Regions from separate parts of the Homo sapiens genome. Here region 2 is linked to region 1. Evidence: chromatin loops called from intact Hi-C (ENCODE). Cell type or tissue: GM12878. All regions are shown on one strand. Each heading gives the region's core, and the rest is flanking DNA. Links, peaks and the distances in the headings are about the cores only. Region 1 has its middle 86 kb from the start of HTR2A. Region 2 has its middle 250 kb from the start of HTR2A.

Region 1 (10,755 bases), core at 1,936-9,935:
AGTCCCAGCTACTTGGGAGGCTGAGGCAGGAGAATCACTTGAACCCTGGAGGCAGAGGTTGCAGTGAGCCAAGATCACACCACTGCATTCCAGCCTGGTGACAGAATGAGACTCTGCCTCAAAAAAAAAAAAAGAATAACAACCATATTAGATTAGGACCCGTCCTACTGATCTCATTTAAAATTGATTACCTCTGTAAAGATCTATCTCCAAATAAGGTCATATTCTGAAGTACTGGGAGTTAGGACTTCAACATACCTTTTTTGGGAGGATAATTTAACCTGTGACACTTGATATTACAAGAAAGAGATGAAACTGGGAACGAATTAGTCACATTGCAAGCAAAAATGTAAGGGAATAGAGTCCACAAATGCAGGAGCTTCTAAGTTAGGAAGAGACGGCCGGCTCCCAAGCCCAAAGTGTAAAGAAATGTCTTGAATAACAAATGCCAATTAAAACTCTCACCACAGCAAGAATTAAATGAAGGGATTAGCTGCCTCACCCACAGTCAAAAATCTCTGAATGGATTTCACTGGCACCCAGAAATTGCGTCAGTTGGAAGAAAATGGTGCAGCAAAAAATAGACTAAATAAATGGTTCTGCCAAAGAAGCCTGATAAGCCCAGAGTATCCACAATTAAGTAACGGACAGGAATGGGGTACAAAATAAGACATGTGTAACAAATCTAGAAAAATGTCTAGGAAAGAACTATGGGTGTGGTTACTGGCACATGTTAGTGTCTGAATTAAAATAAATAAAAAGCTAAGTTATTGGGAGAACTGAATTGCCAAAAAAATAATTAAAGACTATGAAACCTATAAAGAACTTAGGAGTCCCAAACATCTACGGGCAAGAAGTAAGCTGAGAAAGCTACTAACAGCATAAGAGACTACATTCCCAATGCCTACTTCATATGGAACCAAAGAGGATATTAGAACAACAAGAACCTCCAGAGGGTAAAGCCAAGGGCTATGGGGATGAGTAGAGTGGGAGCTGCACCCAGGAAGTATAATCAGTAATAGCCTCTATCTCCTGATTTACACCCACACCTGATGTACAGGCCACTGCCATCCCCTACCTCTGGTTGGAGTCTACTAAGCATCATGCAAGAGATCTCAGACTTTGAGCCTGATGCCATGACTAAATGGGATTTTTGGGTTGTGATCCTCAGGGAGGGGTGACTATACCTCATATACAGGTAGGAAAGCAAGCAAAATTATTTAAAAATATGGGCAGAATGCAAAAGTTACTGATGCTGCTGATATCCGATTACCATTTCTTCTAGGCAAATGGAAAACAATTTCCTGGCTCTTTTTTGTGAAGGTGGGGCCATGATACCAGTGAGCAAAAGTGATGTGCTCATTTCCAGGCTAAGTATTGGTTTGCTGGTGTAAGACCCTCTAAAGTTCTTTTCCTGCTTCTCACACTATGCTGATCCTGGAAACTCATGGTAAGCTGAGAGACACCCATGAGACTGAGTTCCTGAGTGAGAATAACACAGAGCAGAACACCCAAACCAACTCGGGATGAACATGTAGCTTGAGAAATAAAAAAATTGCTTTAAAAATAAGAGATTTTACTCTTACCGTATAATCCAGGAATTGTGCTCCTTGGTATATACCCAAAGGAGTTGAAAATGCACTTCTACACAAAAACAAGCATGCAAGTGTTTATAACAGCTTTAATCATAATTGCTGAAGCAATCAAGATTTTCTTCAATAGGTAGATGGATCAACTGCAGAACATCCATGTAATGAAATAGTATTCAGCACTAAAGAAATGAGCTATGAAACCATGAAAAGACATGGAGGATTGGTTCTTAAAAAAAAAAATTTGACGTCTGTTACTGAAGCATAACCTACCCACCCTATTATAACTCATACGGCACTAAGAAATCATTTAATTGACAAAATAACCTCACAAAGAAGGAAAAACAATGTATGTGAATTTGTAATAGGCAAAGCTCAAATGTATAGCATCTACTTTTTAGTTCAGAAGGAGTACTTGAATACAAAAAAAAGTTATAAGTAAATAGTGTAACAGTAGTTAGTTTTCCAAGTGAAAGGGCTCTGAAAATTAATATAGTCCACATTTTAAAAAAAACTTTCATAACTCTTTTTTTAACCTATATTGGATGGATACGTTTTGAAGATCTAAGGTACAGCACGGTAACTATATTTATATGATACTGTATTGTATACTTGAAATTTGCTAAGTGAGTAGATCTCAAATGTTCTCATCACACACACAAGGTAACTATAAGAAGCTGTAGAAATGTTGATTAGTTTGATTTTTATAATCATTTCATACTGTGTACACATCAAAACATCATATTGTATACCTTAATTCTTATTTTGTTAACTATACCTCAAAGCTGAAAAGTAAAAAGCACTTGAACTAAACTTGATCTTTTATGTATCACAAAAATACAGGCTCAATTAGCCCCAGTAAGTCATCATTTGTTTTTACATAAATTACAATGAGTCAGCCAGCTGTGCTGTCTCAAGCCTGTAATCCCAGCACTTTGGGAGGCCGAGGCAGGCGGATCACTTGAGGTCAGGAGACTAGCCTGGCTGACATGGCGAAACCCCATCTCTTCTAAAAATACAAAAACTAGCTGGGCATGGTGGCACACACTTATAATCCCAGCTACTTGGGAGGCTGACGCAGGAGAATCCCTTGTACCCGGGAGGTGAAGTTTGCGGTGAGCCGAGATCATGCCACTGCACCCCAGCCTAGGTAATAAGGCAAGACTCCATCTCAAAAGAAAAAAAAAATTACAATGAATCATTTCAACTCTTGAAATTTTCATGAATCTAAGCCAATATTTCTCAAGGAGTATGGATCAATTGTATTACAAGAATCTGAAGTATTTGTTAAAAATGCAGATGCCCAGGCTCCATCCAGCTTCACTGACTCAGAATCTTTACAGATTGGGACCCAGGAATCAAAAGTTTATCCTGTGTCCAGGTTTGAGAATCACTGACCTAGGTTCTGTATAAAATTATAAGGCTCCATATAATAAGCCTTTAAGATGCTAGTTTAAGATATCAAATAAGCACATAAGCATTGCATTCACAATTAGTGTAACATAAATTTACACCCAGAATAACATATCTGAGGCCTTTTCAGGACTCCATCATGCTTCTAACCTTTGAGCTGTAGTGAGCTGCATGATTGTTGTATAATAAAGTGGCTCAGAGTAAGGCTTAATAACAGAATGAAGTTCAAGTAAAAACATCTTAAATGGATTTCCATTTTTCCTAATGCAAAATTTAGCTAATTCTGAGTTCGAATTGTCCTCCTACTGCCCACGTTTCCCACAGGAAGTGGACAGTATAACTTGAGGTGATGAAGCTTTGCAGTTAAGAAACTGATGGGAAACATAACAAATTTCAAGATGTTTAAGTGGTTCTTTGGGGGAGAACTCACTGTCATGAAGAATGCAAATGAAAACAGAATAATAAAATGCATGTGGAACTATTTATCTGTTTGTTCCTAAGAATAAGAGATTTTTTTATTCTTGGTATTTCTCCTGGTAATTTTTATTCCATAACTCACATTTCTGGTTTTTTTAAATGAATTTATCAACCAAATGTGATTAGGTACAGGCATGTTTTGTATCTGCAGAATCCAGGAACAACCTCTACCATTCTTATAAATCAAAGATTGGTGAGCTATCAGTACTATGGTCTGAGTATAGGGAAATTCAACTAATACATTTTGTATAAAACCAACCAGAGGCAGGAATAGGCTGTTTATAATTTAAAGAGATTCATTCAACCTATACTGACCTTTCCTTCTCTATGATATTTAAATTCACATACAACACACTTGATACTTCTCTAATAGTTACATATCTGTTAGTTTTTCTCCCCAAATTATTCAATGTTTTTGAGAGGAAACAGAATTGTTTGAACTACATTTAATGAACAAATACATTTCTCTCAAAAGACTATCAGTGCCAGGCATGGTGGCTCACACCTATAATCTCAGCACTTTGGGAGGTCGAGATGGGGAGATCACTTGAGATCAGGAGTTCGAGACCAGCCTGGCCAACATGGCAAAAACCCCTCTCTACTAAAAATACAAAAATTATCCAGGCTTAGTGGCACACACCTGTAATCACAGCTACTCGGGAGGCTGAGGCAGGAGAATCGCTTAAACCCGGGAGGCAGAGGTTGCAGTGAGCTGAGATCATGCCAATGCACTCCAGCCCGGGAGACAGAGTGAGACTGTCTCAAAAAAAAAAAATGTTTATTGAAGTTCCGATGAAAATTAATTTGGAGTAATTGAGGCAATAGAGTGAGACTCTGTCTCAAAAAAAAAGAACATTAAAATTAATTTCATACTAATTAAATCTAATGTACAAACTAAACTTAGTTTCACCTCTAATTTAGTCTTTACATATATGATTCCCAAGAAAAATACCACAGGTTACAGAAATCCAACTATTTCAGTTTCAAAGGGGGAAAAATAAGCTATTATATGACAAGCTAGTCAACAGATTCCTAAATCAGCCAGTTATTACTGATGTTATTCTTTTCAAGGGAAAGTAGACTATGCCAAAATTTTCAAAAATACAAATGTATATTTAATCCAAAATAACACTGCAATGACAATGATCTCAGTACCTCAGGATATACTCAGTAAATAAACACTTTCTGGCTGATGAATAGGTGCAGAGGTCAATAATGTGCTCCTAACAGGACTGCTCTTACATGAAAGGCATGATTCACAAGAGGAAGTTCCTGTTACTACACCCCAAAGGGTTCTCAAGGCCTGAATGCCTTCCTAGAGATACTTGTGTTTGCATGCCAAGCCATCACATAAAACTGAAAGCACAGAAAAGGTCTCACAGGTGTCTTAAAGATACAAGTACAGCAGGACAGCAGAGGTGTAGTGAGCTGGTAGCTGGACTCGGGATCTGGAAGATGGAAACAAAGAGTATAGGGTATGCCATAGGTCTCAATATTATAATGTTGGACAAAAGCCTGTGGTTGAAAAGATAATGAACATGCAGTTTAGTGACCAAAATAAGGGAGTGAATGTACGGAAAAACATTTTTCACAATGCCTACCTTACAGCATGTGCATGATAGGTGGTTTTTTAATGATTTTGTAGTATATGGGATCAGAAGCCCTGTCTGCAAAACTCCATACAAGGTCCCTCTCTCCCTGCCCATGACTACCAGCCACATTCTGAAAGGAATGGGTATGATGACCTGCAGGGGGATCGATGCCAGATACTAACAAATTATACCCCAGTGAAAATTCAGCAGAAGAGAGGAGTTCAAGATGGGAAAATCCCTTCTCATTTGGACCCACTTGGTCTCTGCAAAAAGCCATTCCTGCCACCAGCACCCAGTGGGCTGTGCTGTTCATGGGGGATACACAGCCTGGTGCTAAATGGAGCGCTGCTGCTAAAATCAGCTTATCACAGCTCTGCTCTTTTCTTCTTTTGACCAAGCTTGCATCACAGGGACCACAACAAAGAAAGGGCTTCCTGCATTTTGCAGAAGTGAAAAAAGATCAAAGATTCAGTCTGGGACAGACCTGAGAAGTTCAGTGGCCACATATACAAAGCCAAAATCGATGTACAGTCAGAGAAGGGAACCTCAGATTTGAGATTGAGACTGTGATGAAAAGTCCAGGCAATCAATCTAGGTCTGATAAATCAGTTTCCTAATTTTACAGACAGGAAAACCATATTTGAGAACTATTCCCACGTGCCTTCACCAGCCAGTAAAAGAGGGACAAGAACCCTACCTACCAGGGCCCAGTGCCAACATCTGTTCTGCCACAGTGCTATTCCTCAGAACAAGGGTTAGTGAACACACCTGGCTAGGGATGCTAAGGGCTAAGGCAAGTTCTGGTGAAGCTTCCCTGAACTTCCTGTTCCAAAACCAATCACCCTCCTCCATCCATGTAAAAGGGAAGGACACCTATTTCTAATTTCAGACCTAGCTCCCTCTATACTTTTACTCACCCCTTCTTACTGCCTTACACCAGGGAAACCCTATATTGCATAGATACACATCTATATATAATGTTGTAATTATTATTCTATGTCTTTTCAAAAGCAAAGATAATTTGTTTTAAAAAGGCAAAACTATGGAGACAGTACAAAAGCTCAGAGGTAGCTGGGGTTTGGGGATAGGGAGGAAGGAATAGGCAGAGCACAGAGGATTTTTAAGGCAGTGAAAATACTCTGTATGATACTTTAATGGTGAACACATGACATTATACATTTATTCAAACCCATAGAATGTACAACAGCAAGAGTGAGCCCTAATATAAACTGTGAACTTTGAGTGATGATAGCGATATGTCAATGTATGTTCATTGATTGTAACAAATGTACCACACGGGTGGGGGGTGTTGATAATGGAGGAGGCCAGCAGGGGAGGGCAGTGGGTATATGGGATGTCTTTGTACCTTCTTCTCAATATTGCTGTAAATCTAAAACTGCTTGAAAAAAGTAATCATCCACATTATGAACACTAATATCATGAATCACTGAAAAACTCACAGGTTTTCCTAAACCAGGGGCTTCAATAAATCAGTTCGCATTTAACATATCTATCTTCAGGTCCAAAATTTAACATGGTTCATTTGTTTATTTTCTACCTTTCACAGGAATTTGGTACAGATAGGTGGGAGGAGCAACAGATGATGGCAGTTCCATTGGATACTATATTCTTTTTAAAAAAGAAAGTAGTAGAAAATACTTAACATAAAATCTAGCCTTTTAGCAAATCTCAGTGTACAGACAGAACGGTGTGGTTTACTATATGCACATTGTTGTAGGGCAGTTCTCTTGAACTTATTCATTTTGGATGACTGCAACTCTGTATCCATTGAACAGCAATTCCCCATTCTCCCCACTCCTGGAAACCATCACTCTACTTTCTGCTTCTATAAGTTTGACTGTTCTAGAAACCTCATCTAAGTGGAATCATGCAATATTTGGCCTTTTGTGGCTCACTTATGTCACATAGCGTAAAACCCACAAGATTCATCCATATAGCGTGGGACAGAATTTCCTTAAGACTAAATAATATTCTATTATGTGTTTCTATTTCACATATTCTCAATCCATTCATCCACTTACAAACATGTAAGTTGTTTCCACCTCTTGGTCATTGTGAATAGTGCTGCAGTAAGCATGGGAGTGCAAGTATCTATCTGAGGCCTTGTTCTGAATTATTTGAATACCTGGAGTGGGATGGCTGGATCATATGTTAGTCCTAGTCTTTTTTGAGGAAAGACCCCACCATTTTTCATAGAAGCTACACAATTTTACATTCCCAAAAACACACAAGGGTTTCAATTTCTCTATATCCTGATATTCGTTATTTGTTTTTTATAATGGCCGTCTTAGGTGTGAGGTGATATCTTGTAGCTTTTTCATTCCTTAGGGATGTTAAACACTGAGTTTTAGGAGTTTATTATATATTTTGGATTATTAATCCCTTATTAAACACATGGTTTGCAAATATTTTCTCGCATTCCATAGGTTGCCTTTTTATTCTGTGGACTGTTTCCTTTGCCATAAAGCTTTTTAGTTCGATGTAGTCTCACTTGCCCATTTTGGTGTTGTATCTTGGGCTTTTTGTGTTACATTCACATTTGGTGTCACATTCAAGAAATCCTTGCCAAGACCAATGTCATAAAGTTTTTTTCCTATGTTTTCTTCTAGTTTTATAGTTTTAGGACTATGTTTCAGTCTTTAATCCATTTTGAGTCTATATTTTGTATATGGTATAAGGGTCCAATTTTATTCATTTTTGATTGACAAATAATAATCGTGTATATTTATGGGGTACAAAGTAATGTTTTAATCTATATATACATTGTAGAAAGATTACACCAAGCTAATTAACATATCCATCAATTTCATTATTTTCAACATGGATATCCAGTTTTCCCAACACTATTTGTTGAAGAGACTATATTTCTCCCTTGGTGATTTTAGCACACTTGTCAAAGATCATTTGACGGTATATGGATGTGTTTATTCCTGGGCTCTTGATTCTGTTCCATTGCTTTATATGTCTGTTTTTATGCGAGTAGCATACTGTTCTGATACTATAGCTTTCTAATATATTTTGAAGTCAGGAAGTATGAGGCCTCTAGTTTTGTTCTTTCTCAAGATTGTTTTGGCTATCTGGGACTCTTTGGAGTCCCATATGAATTTTAGGATTGTTTTCCTATTACTGAAAAGAAAAAAGCATTGGAATTTTAATAGGGAATGCATTAATTCTGTAGATTACTTTGGGCAGGATGAGTGTTTTAACAATATTAAGTCTTTCAATCTATGAACACAGGATATCTTCCCATTTATTTGTATCTTTAATTCCTTCCAGCCATGTTTTTAAAATTTTCGGTGGATAAGTATTTTTATCCCTGGTCAAGTTTAGTCCTGATTATTTTTTGATATTGTAAGTGGAATTATTTTCTTAATTATCTTTTTCAGATTGTTCATGTCAGCATATAAAAAGAGCTTATTTTATATGTTGATTTTATATCTTACAACTTTGAATTTATTCAACAGTTTGTGTGTGTATGGCAGAGTTGTTTCTACATATAAGACATCATCTGTGAATAGAAATAATAAATATTACATCTTCCTTTCAGATTTAGATGCCTTTTATCTCTTTTGTTTAGCTAAGACTTCCAGTACTATGTTAAATAGAAATAGTGAGGATGGGCATTCTTTTCTTCTTCCTGATCTTAGAGAAAAAGCTGTTAGTTTTTCACTATTGAATACGTCTGCTGTTTGTCATATATTGCCTTTATAATGCTGAGGTAATTTTCTTTTATTCCTATTTTTTCAAATGTTTTTATTAATCTTGTAAAGGTGTTGAATATTTTCAAATGTTTTTACTGCATCTATTGAGATGATCATGTAATTTTTATCCTTAGTTCTGTTCATGTGGTGTATCATATTGATTGATTTTTAAATGTTGAACCATCCTTTCATCTCAGGGAAAAATCCCACTTGGTCATGGTACATGATCCTTTTGATGTACCATTGAATTCAGCTTGCTAGAATTTTTATGAGGATTTTTGCATCTATGTTCATCAGAGACAGTAGCCTGGAGTTTTCATTTCTTGTAGTGTATTTGCCTGACTTTGCTATCAGGATAATCCTGGCCTTTGAAAAGTGTATTTGGAAATATTCTATCCTCTATAATTTTTGGAAGAGTTTGAGAAGGATTGATAGAATTATTCAGTTAAGTCAACTAGTTCTGTGTTTTGCTTTGTTGGAAGATTACTGATTCAACCTCCTTACAAATTATAGATTTATTCAGATTTTCTATTTCTTCATAGCTCAATCTTGACAGTTTTATATTCCTAGGAATTTATCCATTTCTCCTGGATTACATAATTTAGTGGTACATAATTGTTCATAGTGATCTCTTATAATCTGATATGGTTTGGCTATATCCCCACCCAAATCTCATCCTGAATTGTAGTTATTATAATCCCCATGTGTCGTAGGAGGGACCTAGTGGGATGTAATTTAATCATGGGGACAGTTACCCTCATGCTGTTCTCGTGATAGTGAGTGGGTTCTCACGAGATCTGATGGTTTTATAAGGGGCTTTTCCCCTTTAGCTCAGCACTTCTCCTTGCTGCCACCATGTGAAGAAGGATGAGTTTGCTTCCCCTTCTGCAGTGATTATAGGCATCCTGAGGCCTCCCCAGCCACGCAGAACTGTGAGTCAATTAAGCCTCCTTCCTTTATAAATTACCCAGTCCTTGGCCATCAGAGAAATGCAAATCAAAACCACAATGAGATGCCATCTCACACCAGTTAGAATGGCGATCATTAAAAAGTCAGGAAACAGGTGCTGGAGAGGATGTGGAGAAATAGGAACACTTTTACACTGTTGGTGGGACTGTAAACTAGTTCAACCATTGTGGAAGTCACTGTGGCGATTCCTCAGGGATCTGGAACTAGAAATACCATTTGACCCAGCCATCCCATTACTGGGTATATACCCAAAGGATTATAAATCATGCTGCTATAAAGACATATGCACACGTATGTTTATTGTGGGACTATTCACAATAGCAAAGACTTGGAACCAAGCCAAATGTCCATCAATGATAGACTGGATTAAGAAAATGTGGCACATATACACCATGGAATACTATGCAGCCATAAAAAAGGATGAGTTCATGCACTTTGTAGGGACATGGATGAAGCTGGAAACCATCATTCTCAGCAAACTATCGCAAGGACAAAAAACCAAACACCGCATGTTCTCACTCATAGGTGGGAATTGAACAATGAGAACACATGGACACAGCAAGGGGAACATCACACACCAGGGCCTGTTGTGGGGTGGGGGGAGGGGGGAGGGGGGAGGGATAGCATTAGGAGATATACCTAATGTTAAATGACGAGTTAATGGGTGCAGCACACCAACATGGCACATGTATACATATGTAACAAACCTGCACGTTGTGCACATGTACCCTAAAACTTACAGTATAATAAAATATAAATAAATAAATAAATTACCCAGTCTTGTGTATGTCTTTATTAGCATCATGAGAACAGATTAATACATAATCCTTTTTGTTTCTGTGGCATCAGTTGTTAATATCTCCTCTTTCATTTCTGATTTTGAGTCTTCTTTTTTCTTACTCCAGCTAAGGATTTCTCAATTTTGTTGATCTTTCCAAAACAACAACTTTTAGTTTTATCCATTTTTTTCTATTGCTTTCCTATTCTCTATTT
Region 2 (10,755 bases), core at 811-8,810, 160 kb before region 1:
CAAGTGACATATTTAACTCTTCCAGCAATTAATTGTGATACCAAGAGTGAAATGTTGTCTACCAGAAAAGCTCATTAGAGATGCACTGCCCACATTTGTGTTTTTGTTTTTGTTTTTTTTCCCCCCACTGGGGACTGGTCATGTAGGCACCCTCAGCCTAGCATGTACCAAAATTCCAAATAGAATTTTCCCAAAAGGAAAGCAGGTGTTCCGCATAAACCATATCGTTTGCACAAATAAATTAGGAATAGTAAAGCACTCTTATCATTCCAGGAAGGTTTATATCAGTGTAAGGAACTGTTTACAATCCAAGTTCCCGGACAACAGTTAAGGGACAACCCTGCAAGGAGGCCTTTCCAAGGGCAGCATTATCAGGCTTACTAGGTTAACTCTTTTTCTGTACACCAACTATCAGTAAAACTATCAATCTAATGTGAACATAAAATGATGACATTTTCAGATGTTCAACATCTCAAAAATTTACATTCTATCCAATTTTTTTTCCTCAGGAGAGTGAATATCCAGCACCAAAATGATGGAGTAAACCAATAAGTAGAAAGAAAGGGAAAGGAGAAATATAGACACACAAAAGAGAGGCAATGGAATCCCCAAAATTATGATGAAAATCAATCCCAGGATGATAGCTCGTACTAGGTACAAAAGACAACCAGTTCGTAAAGGAACAGATCTGAAGCCTCCAGAAGATAACACTGTTAGGATATTTGATGGGCTGAATAGATGTAGAAGACATTTAGACAACTGGCAAGGTTCTAGGCATTACATTTATAACAAGTTCATAGAAGAGTAAGTAAACAATAAACCAAGATAATTATTAACTTCAGAAAATGTGAGAAGTTGAACTGGAAAGGAAAGATTATCATGAAATAATATAATCAGGTAAAAAAATGCAAAGTACATTTTACAATGTGTACATTATACCACCACTTGTGATTTTTCTTAAAAGGATATGCACAGACACACATTCATACAAGCATGGAATATCTCTGGGAAACTAGTAAATAATAGTTGTCTCCTGGAAGAGACTAACAGAAAAAAAAATTGTGGTGGACAGGAGACTTAAAGGTTTACTCAATTTCTATGTGAGTTTTTGCCATGAACATGTATGACTTTTCAAACAAACAGGCAAATAACATGAACTCTCAAAACCAAAACAAAAAGCAAAAACAAAAAGTAGCAGAAAATAGAGCAGCAAGATACACTTAGCTCCCCCACACTCAGATGGATAATAATCTCCTTCTGCATTAATGGCACCCCCAGCTTCATGTTCTCACTAACGAGCTGTAGTAGAACACATTTGCTTAGAAAAAGTTTAATTAGTTCTTGTTTTCCTTTAATAAGAAATGTCTTTAAAAAAAAGAGCTGTAGTTTCATTTGTAAACAAAACCCCTACATTAAAAAAAAATGTAGGGCTGGGAGTGGGGGCTGATGCCTGTAATCCCAGGACTTTGGGAGGCTGCGAATGGATCACTTGAGGTCAGGATTTTGAGACCAGCCTGGCCAACATGGTGAAACCCTGTCTCTACTAAAAATACAAAAAGTAGCCGGGGGTGTTGGCACACACCTGTAATTCCAGCTACTCAGGAGGCTGAGGCAGAAGAATCACTTGAACTTGGGAGGTGGAGGTTGCAGTGAGCCGAGACTGGGCCACTTCACTCCAGCCTGGGCAGTGGAGCAAGACTCCTTATCAAAAACAAAACAAAACAAAAACACAAAAACAAAAACAAAAACAAAAACAAAACTGTAGAAGGGAGGGGCCAAGATGGCCAACTAGAAACAGCTACAGTCAGAGGCTCCCACTGAGAAGAATGAAAACAGTGAGTGAATCCTACACCAGCAACTGAGGTATCCAGGTTCTTTCATTAGGACTGACTAGGCAGTTGATGCAACCCACGGAGACTGATGAAAAGCAGGGCAACAAGAGAGAAAGGCCAGGTCACCTACAAAAGGAAGCCCATCAGACTAACAGTGGATCTTTCAGCAGAAACCCTACAAGCCAGAAGAGACTGGGGGCCAATATTCAACATTCTTAAAGAAAAGAATTTCCAACACAGAATTTAATATCTGGCCAAACTAAGCTTCATAAGCTAAGGAGAAATAAAATCCTTTTCAGACAAGCAAACGCTGAGGGAATCCACCACCACCAGGCCTGCCTTGCAAGAGCTCCTGAAGGAAGCATTAAATATGGAAAGGAAAAACTGTTACCAGCCACTACAAAAACACCCTGAAGTACAAAGACAAATGACACTGTGAAGCAACTACATTAACAAGTCTGCAAAATAACCAGCTAGCATCCTGATGACAGGATCACATTCACACATAATAGTATTAAACTTAAATGTAAATGGGCAAAATGCCCCCAGATAAAAGACACAGAATGGAAAGCTGGATAAAAAGTTGAGACCCATCAGTGTGCTACTGTCAAGAGACCCATCTCATGTGCAAAGCCTCAAAATAGTCTCAAAATAAAGGGATGGAGGAAAATTTACCAAGCAAATGGAAAGCAGAAAAAAGCATGGATTGCAATCCTAGTTTCTGACAAAACAGATTTTAAACCAACAAAGATCAAAAAAGACCAAGAAGGGCATTATATAATGGTAAAGGATTCAATTCAACAGGAAGAGCTAACTATCCTAAATATATACGTACCCAATATAGAAGCATCCAGACTCGTAAAACAAGTTCTTAGAGACATACAAAGAGACTTAGACTCCCACACAATAAAAGCAGGAGACTTTAACACCCTACCATCAATATTGGAAAGATCATCGATACAGAAAATTAACAAAAACATTCAGGACTTCAACTCAGCTCTGGATCAAGCGGACCTGATATCTACAGAACTCTCCACCCCAAAACAACAGAATATACATTCTTCTCAGTACCTCATGACACTTACTCTAAAATCAATCACATAATTGGAAGTAAAACACTTCTCAGCAAACGCAAAATAACTGAAATCATAACAAATAGTCTCTCAGACCACAGCACAGTGAAATTAGAACTCAAGATTAAGAGACTCACTCAAAAACCACACAACTACGTGGAAATTGAGCAACCTGCTTCCGAATGACTCCTGGGTAAATAATGAGATTAAGGCAGAAATCACGAAGTTCTTTGAAACCAATGAGAACAAAGAAACAGTGTAGCAGAATCTCTGCCACACAGCTAAAGCTGTGTTAAGAAGGCAATTTATAACACTGAATGCCCACATCAAAAAGCTAGAAAGATCTTAAATCAACACCCTGACATCACAACTAAAAAAAACTAGAGAACCAAGAGCAAATAAAACTCAAAGCTAGCAGAAGAAAAGAAATAAACAAGATCAGAGTGGAACTGAAGGAGATAGAAACACAAAAAACCCTTCAAAAAATCAATGAATCCAGAAGCTGTTTTTTTTTTTTAAAGTTAACAAATAGACCACTAGCTAGGCTAATAGAAAAGAGAGAAGAATCAAATAGATACGATAAAAAATGTTAAAGAGGATATCACCACTGACTCCTCAGAAATACAACCAACCATCAGAGAATACTACAAACACCTCTATGCAAATGAACTAGAATATCTAGAAGAAATGGATACATTCCTGGACACATACACCCTCCCAAGACTGAATCAGTAAGAAGGTGAATCTCATTTGATCCTCAGCAATGCTAAGATAGGCAAAGAAGCTGCTGTTATCCATGTTTTTTTTTAAATAATGTCAGTGAAATTATAAATCTGATAATATTAATCCCGCTGAGCAATATTAAAGAGCTGAAATCTAGATCTCCTGAGGCAAACTCCAGGCTTTCTAAAACATTGTCTTGCTGGAAATCTCATGAAATCATTTGACTCTGGTATAATGGTCATGATAGCACAAGAAGAGGATAGAACATCGTGCAGTAAAATGCCATTTTTATTATTTATAGCACTGTTCTAATGGAGTAATTTACCACGCCACTAATCAGTAAACCAAATGGAATGGCTTTCCATATCTACCTCATGGAAAGGCTGTAAATGTAATTAAACATTTTTTAATCCATCAAACACAAGAGCTCCTTGGAGATTTAAAATAAATATGCCTACATTCAAAGCTGCAGATAAAGGCAAAAGTGCATATGAATTACTTTGTGGTAAGTGCAGCCCAGAGGCAGTAAACTTCCATCTGGTTTTTCTGCTTCCCTCTTCCCACTGCTGCCAATACAGGAACTCTTTTAGTTTTTACACACCACCTGCACTCATCCCACAGGCCTGTTCTCCTTTAAATGCCTGGAAAGTAGCAAGCAGAGCAGCAGGTGGGTGTAGCAAGTTTTCCAATCTACATTGATGCTTTCAGTTTATGATGCATACACCTTGAGATTATAGAACTCCAGAGAGGAAGTGATCTATCCTAGCAGAGAATCAACATAATGTCCTGCTGTTATCCCTACCAGAAAATGAGGGAAGATTGAGCTGACAAGGCTGAGAGCTTGAAGACTTCACATGAGGTTCCGCACTGGGTTTGTATCCATGTGGATTACATAATAATTTCAGACCTTCTTTCTGAGGGATGGAAGAGAGCTGAGAAGCCTCAGCTGATAGCAAGAAACAGAGAACAGAGAATGGGCAAACCCCCACTGCCAAGTTGGAAATTATGAGTAGAGACCAAATAGTTAAGCTATATTAAGAAAAGCTTCAGAACCATAAGTCTTGTAGACAGAGGTAAAAAACAAGTTTCACAAGACAAGAGCCATCAGAAAAGTACTGCAATAACCACAACAGCCAGTGAAGTGAAAGACATTTGGGAGGTCATGGTTTCACTATCATTCTTCTTATTTTCTTTCAATGATTAAACATTGTATATACTGGAGAGGATGAGCAGCGTCCACATTTGCCCTGTCATGCTCCTCCTCTGTCAGGAAGAGAATGAAGGTCCAGATGAGAATTTAAATGACACTTCTTACTCTAAACATAATGGGAACACATATGGGTTGCTGTGTATTTATTGGAACAACACTGCAGAGCTCACAATACCCTGAGTTCAACATTGTTTACAGGTTTTATTAGACTGAGTATTATAATGGTTAATATTGAGTGTCAACTTGATTGGATTGAAGGGTGCAAAGTATTGTTCCTGGGTGTGTCTGTGAGGGTGTTGCCAAAGGAGAGTAACATTTGAGTCAGTGGACCAGGAGAGGGAGACCCACCCTCAGTCTGGGTGGGCATCACTAATAAGCTGCCAATGCAGCTAGAATAAAGCAGGTAGAAGAAGGTGGAAAGAGCAGACTTGCTGAGTCTTCCGGCCTTCATCTTTCTCCCATGCTGGATGCTTCCTGCCCTTGAACATCAGACTCCAAGTTATTCAGCTTTTGGACTGTTGGACTTACACTAGCGATTTGCCAAGGGCTGTCAGGCCTTCAGCCACAGACTGAAGGTTGCACTGTTGGCTTTCCTACTTTTGAGGTTTTGGGACCTGAACTGGCTTCCTTGCTCCTCAGCTTGTAGATAGCCTATTGTGAAACCTCACCTTGTGATCATGTGAGTCAATACTCCTTAATAAATTCCACTTTATATGTACATCTATCCTGTTAGTTCTGTCCTTCTAGAGAACTCTGACTAATACAAGTATTAAATACTACATACAAACTCCTCTCTGCATTGATAGCTATGCACCCCACAACTGAACCACACACCACAGTTTTGTTTACACTTGATTTGGTTGTTGGGCCATTGCCTGGATGATGTACTGCATTTTTCAAAGTGTGTAACAGTGATCACTTTGCTTGGAATCACCTATGATCATGTTACAAATGGAGACTTTCAGCCCCACCCCCCAGACCTACTGAATCGGAATCTTCAGAGAGTGAGTCTTGGAGCTTTCTTTTAAATAGGGATTGTTACCTGCACTGAAGTCTGAGAATGGGTGAATTTGGGACTCCACTTCGGTAATACAATCCAAAGTGTTTATGGGGACTATGAATTTGCTTCTTATCTGCATTATTTATTCATTTGTTTAACCAGTAACTAATTATTGTGCTCTTTCTGTGTGTTACATACTAGTTCAGATAAGAGGGCACAATACTGAACAAAACACACATGGTCCCTGCCCGTACCAGGGTACTTACATCCTAATGTATCCTACTGTTTCAGAAGATTACCCTGAGGAGTTTGAGCAGCTGCCACCAGAGTGGTGACCAAGCTTTAGGCAGACAGCTTATTAAACATCATGCATATTCAGTAGATCTGGGGTGGATTTTAGGAACCTACAAAATTCACAAACTTTCCATGTAGTTACAACTTGAGAAACCCTATTCTGCAGAGTTAGGGTATAAAATACATAATTTGTTGTATATGTTTAATCTTAAGTTAACATAGTATCTATGTTTTAAATTCAAAAAGGACCAGATATTTTGTATTTGCTCAACAGTTTTCCTTCCAATTGTTCAAGCCACTACTTTTTATGAGTTGTAATTGTAATTACGTATATTTATATATTAACTCATGTATTTAGCAACTGTTGAGCACCTACTGTGTGTCTGGCTCCCTGATGGACACCAGGGAAGCAAAGATTGAAAATATCCATCAGGAGGCTGGGCGCAGTGGCTCACGCCTGTAATCCCAGCACTTTGGGAGGCTGAGGCAGGTGGATCATGAGGTCAGGAGTTCAAGACTAGCCTGGCCAAGAGGGTGAAACCCCATCTCTACTAAAAATACAAAAATTAGCCAGGCGTGGTGGGGGGGTGCCTATAATCCCAGCTACTTGGGAAGCTGAGGCAGAGAATTGCCTGAACCCAGGAGGCAGAGGTTGCAGTGAGCCAAGATTGTGCCGCTGCACTGCAGCCTGAATGACAGAGAGAGACTCCATCTAAAAAGGAAAGAAAGAAAGAAAGAGAGAGAGAGAGAGAGAGAAAGAAGTAAGGAAGGAAGGAAGGGAGAGAAAGAAAGAGAAAGAAAAAGAAAGAAAGAGAAAGAAAGAAAGGAAAAGAAAGAAAAGGAAAAGAAAGAAAAGGAAAGAAAAGAAAGAGAAAAAGAAAAAAAAGAGAAGATCCATCAGGAAACTCACAGTTGCACAGGGAAGGAGGTTGTCAGCAATGCAGCATTTCCTCAAGTGCTGTGATTGTCATGAACTAAAGTGATTCAGAAGCATAGGGGAAAATGACTAGTTGTGCCTGGGGAGTTAGCGATGTGTTCACCAAGGAATGGACATTGAGGCTTCAAATGGAATCTGACCAGGCAGAAAAACACGGAATGATCCTATGTGCCAGGCATTGTGGGAAGTGTTTTGAAGACATAATCTCCTTAATTTTCAAAACATCTTCCGAGGTAAATGCCGTTATTATCACAATTTTATAGAAGAAGAAACTGTAGCCAGAGAGGTTACAGAACTTGCTCCAGGTCACATGTTTTGTAAGTGGCTGAGCTGGGTGTCATACCCAGGCTGTGGGATTCCAGAGCCTGCAGGCTTAGTGGTTCTGCACTGTCCCATCATAGTGGGAACACTATGGAGAAGAGCCCAAAGTCACAAGGGACTCTGCCATGTTCAGGGACCTCAACCAGGCACATGAGTCCACAGGAGAACTTAAGTGAAAGGAGCGGGAGGGTAGGAGCAGAAACATGGTCAGGTCTTGATTCTACAAGACACACGTAAAAACCAGTCTCAAAACGTTACACTTTGATCAAGTTCACTTATGTTTTCAGGAGTCAACACAAGAATTTATTCAGGCTGGCACAAAAACTACTACAGTAGATCACAGTTATTCACAGATTTCATATTTGTGAATTTGCCTGTCCACTAAAATGTATTTGTAACTCCCAAACCCATACTTGCAGCACTTTCACAGTCATTTTTGGATACACATCTTTACAGAGTGGAGAAAGCTTTTAGTGCCCCATTGCACAAGTTCCCAGCTGAGGTTGAACAAAGCCATGCTCCACCTTCTTGTACTCTTATACTGCAAACAAGTGTGCATTCTGCAGTCTATTTAGTGCAACATTTTTCACTTTAAAAAAAATTTTTTTTTTTTGCTTTTTCTTGGTGATTTCACTGTTTAAAATGGCCTCCAGGCATATTGTTAAAGTGCTGGCTGGTGTTCCTAAGAAGATTGCATTAGAGAAAATATACTTATTAGATAAGCTTTGTTCTGACATGAGCTATAGTGCTGTTAGCCATGAGTTCAGTGTTAATGAATGCATGCAATATCTTTATACAGAAACATATATAAAACAAGGTCAGACATTGGTTGACAAAAATATGTTGTGACCAGTGGTTTGTAGGAAATTAACCCTATATTTCCTCTTGGAGTAATAGTTAAATACTTGCTAATTCAGTGTTCATAGTGACTTTATAGAATAAACTACTACAAATAACAAGAATTGGCTGTATTTGAATTTTCAGAAGTGAAAGAGTAATGATAATATCTTTAATATATTGAGCACTTGCTTGAATACTATGCTAACTGTCTTCTTTATGCATATTAAACAATTTTAATTCTTGTCACAACTGTCCAGGAAAGATATTATTATTGCTCTTCCACAGAAGAAGAAACAAAGACACAGAGAGATCAATTACCATCTCAGGATTTTACAGTAATCAACAGAGCCAGAATTTGAAGCACTGATTTCAAAGCCCAGGTGGTTGTATAAACACCTCTTCCATCATAATTCTGGAATTAAAGAAGTCTGCATGTTTGTAAGTATTCATCCCATTACATGTTCCTTTAATCAAAGTCATTTTGAATGAGGATATTACTTGTTGGGTCACTGTTCTTCCCTTCTTCACCTTCTTACTTGCTAGTAAGCTGGTCCTTTGATTTGGGTGTCTGTATTCTTCGGATCCTGATGGGTAAATCTTCAGAACCAATTTTCTTCAGTTTTAAATGTGTAAAGTCTTTCAGGGCAAGGTGAGTAGTTAAAATAAATGACCTTGGACCTCTCTGTACTATTTTTGCAACTTCCTCAAAACTATAACTATTTCAAAAGTAAAAGGTTCTTAAAAATTGTCTTGGCCAGGCATGGTGGTTCATGCCTGTAATCCTAGCACTTTGGGAGGCCGAGGCCAGGAGTTCAAGACCAGCCTGGCCAACATGGTGAAACCCCGTCTCTACTAAAAATACAAAAATTAGCCAGGCATGGTGGCACACGCCTGTAGTCCCAGCTACTCGGGAGACTGAGACAGGAGAATTGCTTGAACCCGGGAGGTGGAGGTTGCAGTGAGGTGAGATCACGCCACTGCACTCCAGCCTGGGTGACAGAGCAAGACTCTGTCTCAAAAAAAAAAAAGTCTTAAAAATTCCTTACAAACCTGAAACGCCATGATTTCCTGAACTTGCTTTATGTTGGTGCTTAGCACAAAATGATATAATTGTGCATATTAAATAAACCCCAGAAGACAGGAGCCGTGAGGGCTAATTCTTTGCCTGTGAAGAAGATCCAAGTTCCAGATGGTGATATCACAAGAAGTCTAGAACTATTTAAAGATATTGCATCAACTCTACATAGATACTATGAGGATACTTTTAGAGAAAGGCCGAGTTGATAAAACAGAAGTAGAAGCCTTCTGTATTGCAGAAGGCTTCAACAGTGTTACCATAGTGGGAATGACTTGCTTTAAAATAGCTTCAACTTTGTGTGATTAACAGAGTGTAACCACCTGTCCAAACATCCAGAGTTATTTTAAGACAAGGTAGTTAGGAGACAATTCAAACACGTTAAATGCTAAAAGCAAAACAAAACAAGAAACCTATGTGAAAATTTCCCTCATTTATATACCCCATAATGAGAATACAAATTTAGAAGCCTAAACTACTAATCTGAAATACAACATGCACAACATGGACACATTTGGGATTTCCTGGCTTTAAGGGCATAAATTTTTAGCCAACTCATTAAAATAACTTTTTGGACTTCTAATTACAGTGTTTAAAACCATAAAAATGTTGTCAGTGAAAAACCAATGCATAAAAATCTAGCCTAAGTAAAGAAAATGGAAATTCAAAACACTTGAGGCTATCCAGACATCCCCCACCTTGATGATTCATGAAACCTAACTGGATAAGTATCGAAGACAATTTTAAGATGTTCTTTTTTAAAATCACAGAGGTAGCAGTGAGTTTGCTACATGAATAGCCATAATATAATGGAATTAACTTCTGGAAACTATTTATCTTAGCAGGAAAGGAAGGTCTTTCTTAAAAGGTATTAAACAACTGACCAAACTTATAAGGCTTCACACATATTTAGTAGGAAGACTCCATTGAATATTGATTTTATAGAGTTTCAATCACATTTGTGTTCTTCCTGCTAAATCTCTAATCAAGTAGACTCAAAAGATTGGAAAAAATTTTATCTATGCCAATGATATCATCCATGTCAAGGATGTTACAATGAAATTTCAAAAGGCACAAGACAAGAAATGTCACCAAGGAAGAGCTAGTTGGCCACTTAAATCCCATGGGGTGACATATTCCCAATTACTTTTACCTTTTCTTACTCATTACATTTTTGTGTATATTTACCAATATGATTTAGTCAAAAGATTTGTATTTTACTTTTCTGTTTGAATCACATTGGCTCTGGAGGTCAAATGCATTTTTTTTTCAAACTTGTAGCATCCATACAACTGACTTTTATTGATCCAAACTTAGCCTTTCCCTGGGAATTATTTGTGAGATGAATCTCAGCATACTGCTAGCATGTTGATGATATTTGAATTTCAGTCCCTTCTCGTGAGGCTTGTCTGATTTAAAGCAGAAGTAGCAAGCGTATACTTGAAGTATT

What was found. Peaks named below come from ENCODE experiments on the same cell type or tissue, not always from the same donor. Only the 100,000 strongest peaks of a DNase experiment are listed, where the experiment ranks them.
Region 2: a loop joins it to region 1, with 2.8 times the contacts of the local background. A loop is called at or near these places in 1 of 110 quality-filtered maps.

What each region holds. Positions count from the first base shown.
Region 1 is chr13:46,978,099-46,988,853 of GRCh38, reverse strand. No RefSeq gene overlaps it. Among named protein-coding and RNA genes, the nearest start is that of HTR2A, 86 kb to the right of the region's middle. In GM12878, for the core only: no CTCF peak of the experiment used is centred there; DNase peaks (open chromatin) are centred at 4,783 and 5,493; H3K4me3 peaks cover 1,023 bases; H3K27ac peaks cover 2,386 bases.
Region 2 is chr13:47,141,165-47,151,919 of GRCh38, reverse strand. No RefSeq gene overlaps it. Among named protein-coding and RNA genes, the nearest start is that of HTR2A, 250 kb to the right of the region's middle. In GM12878, for the core only: no CTCF peak of the experiment used is centred there; a DNase peak (open chromatin) is centred at 4,739.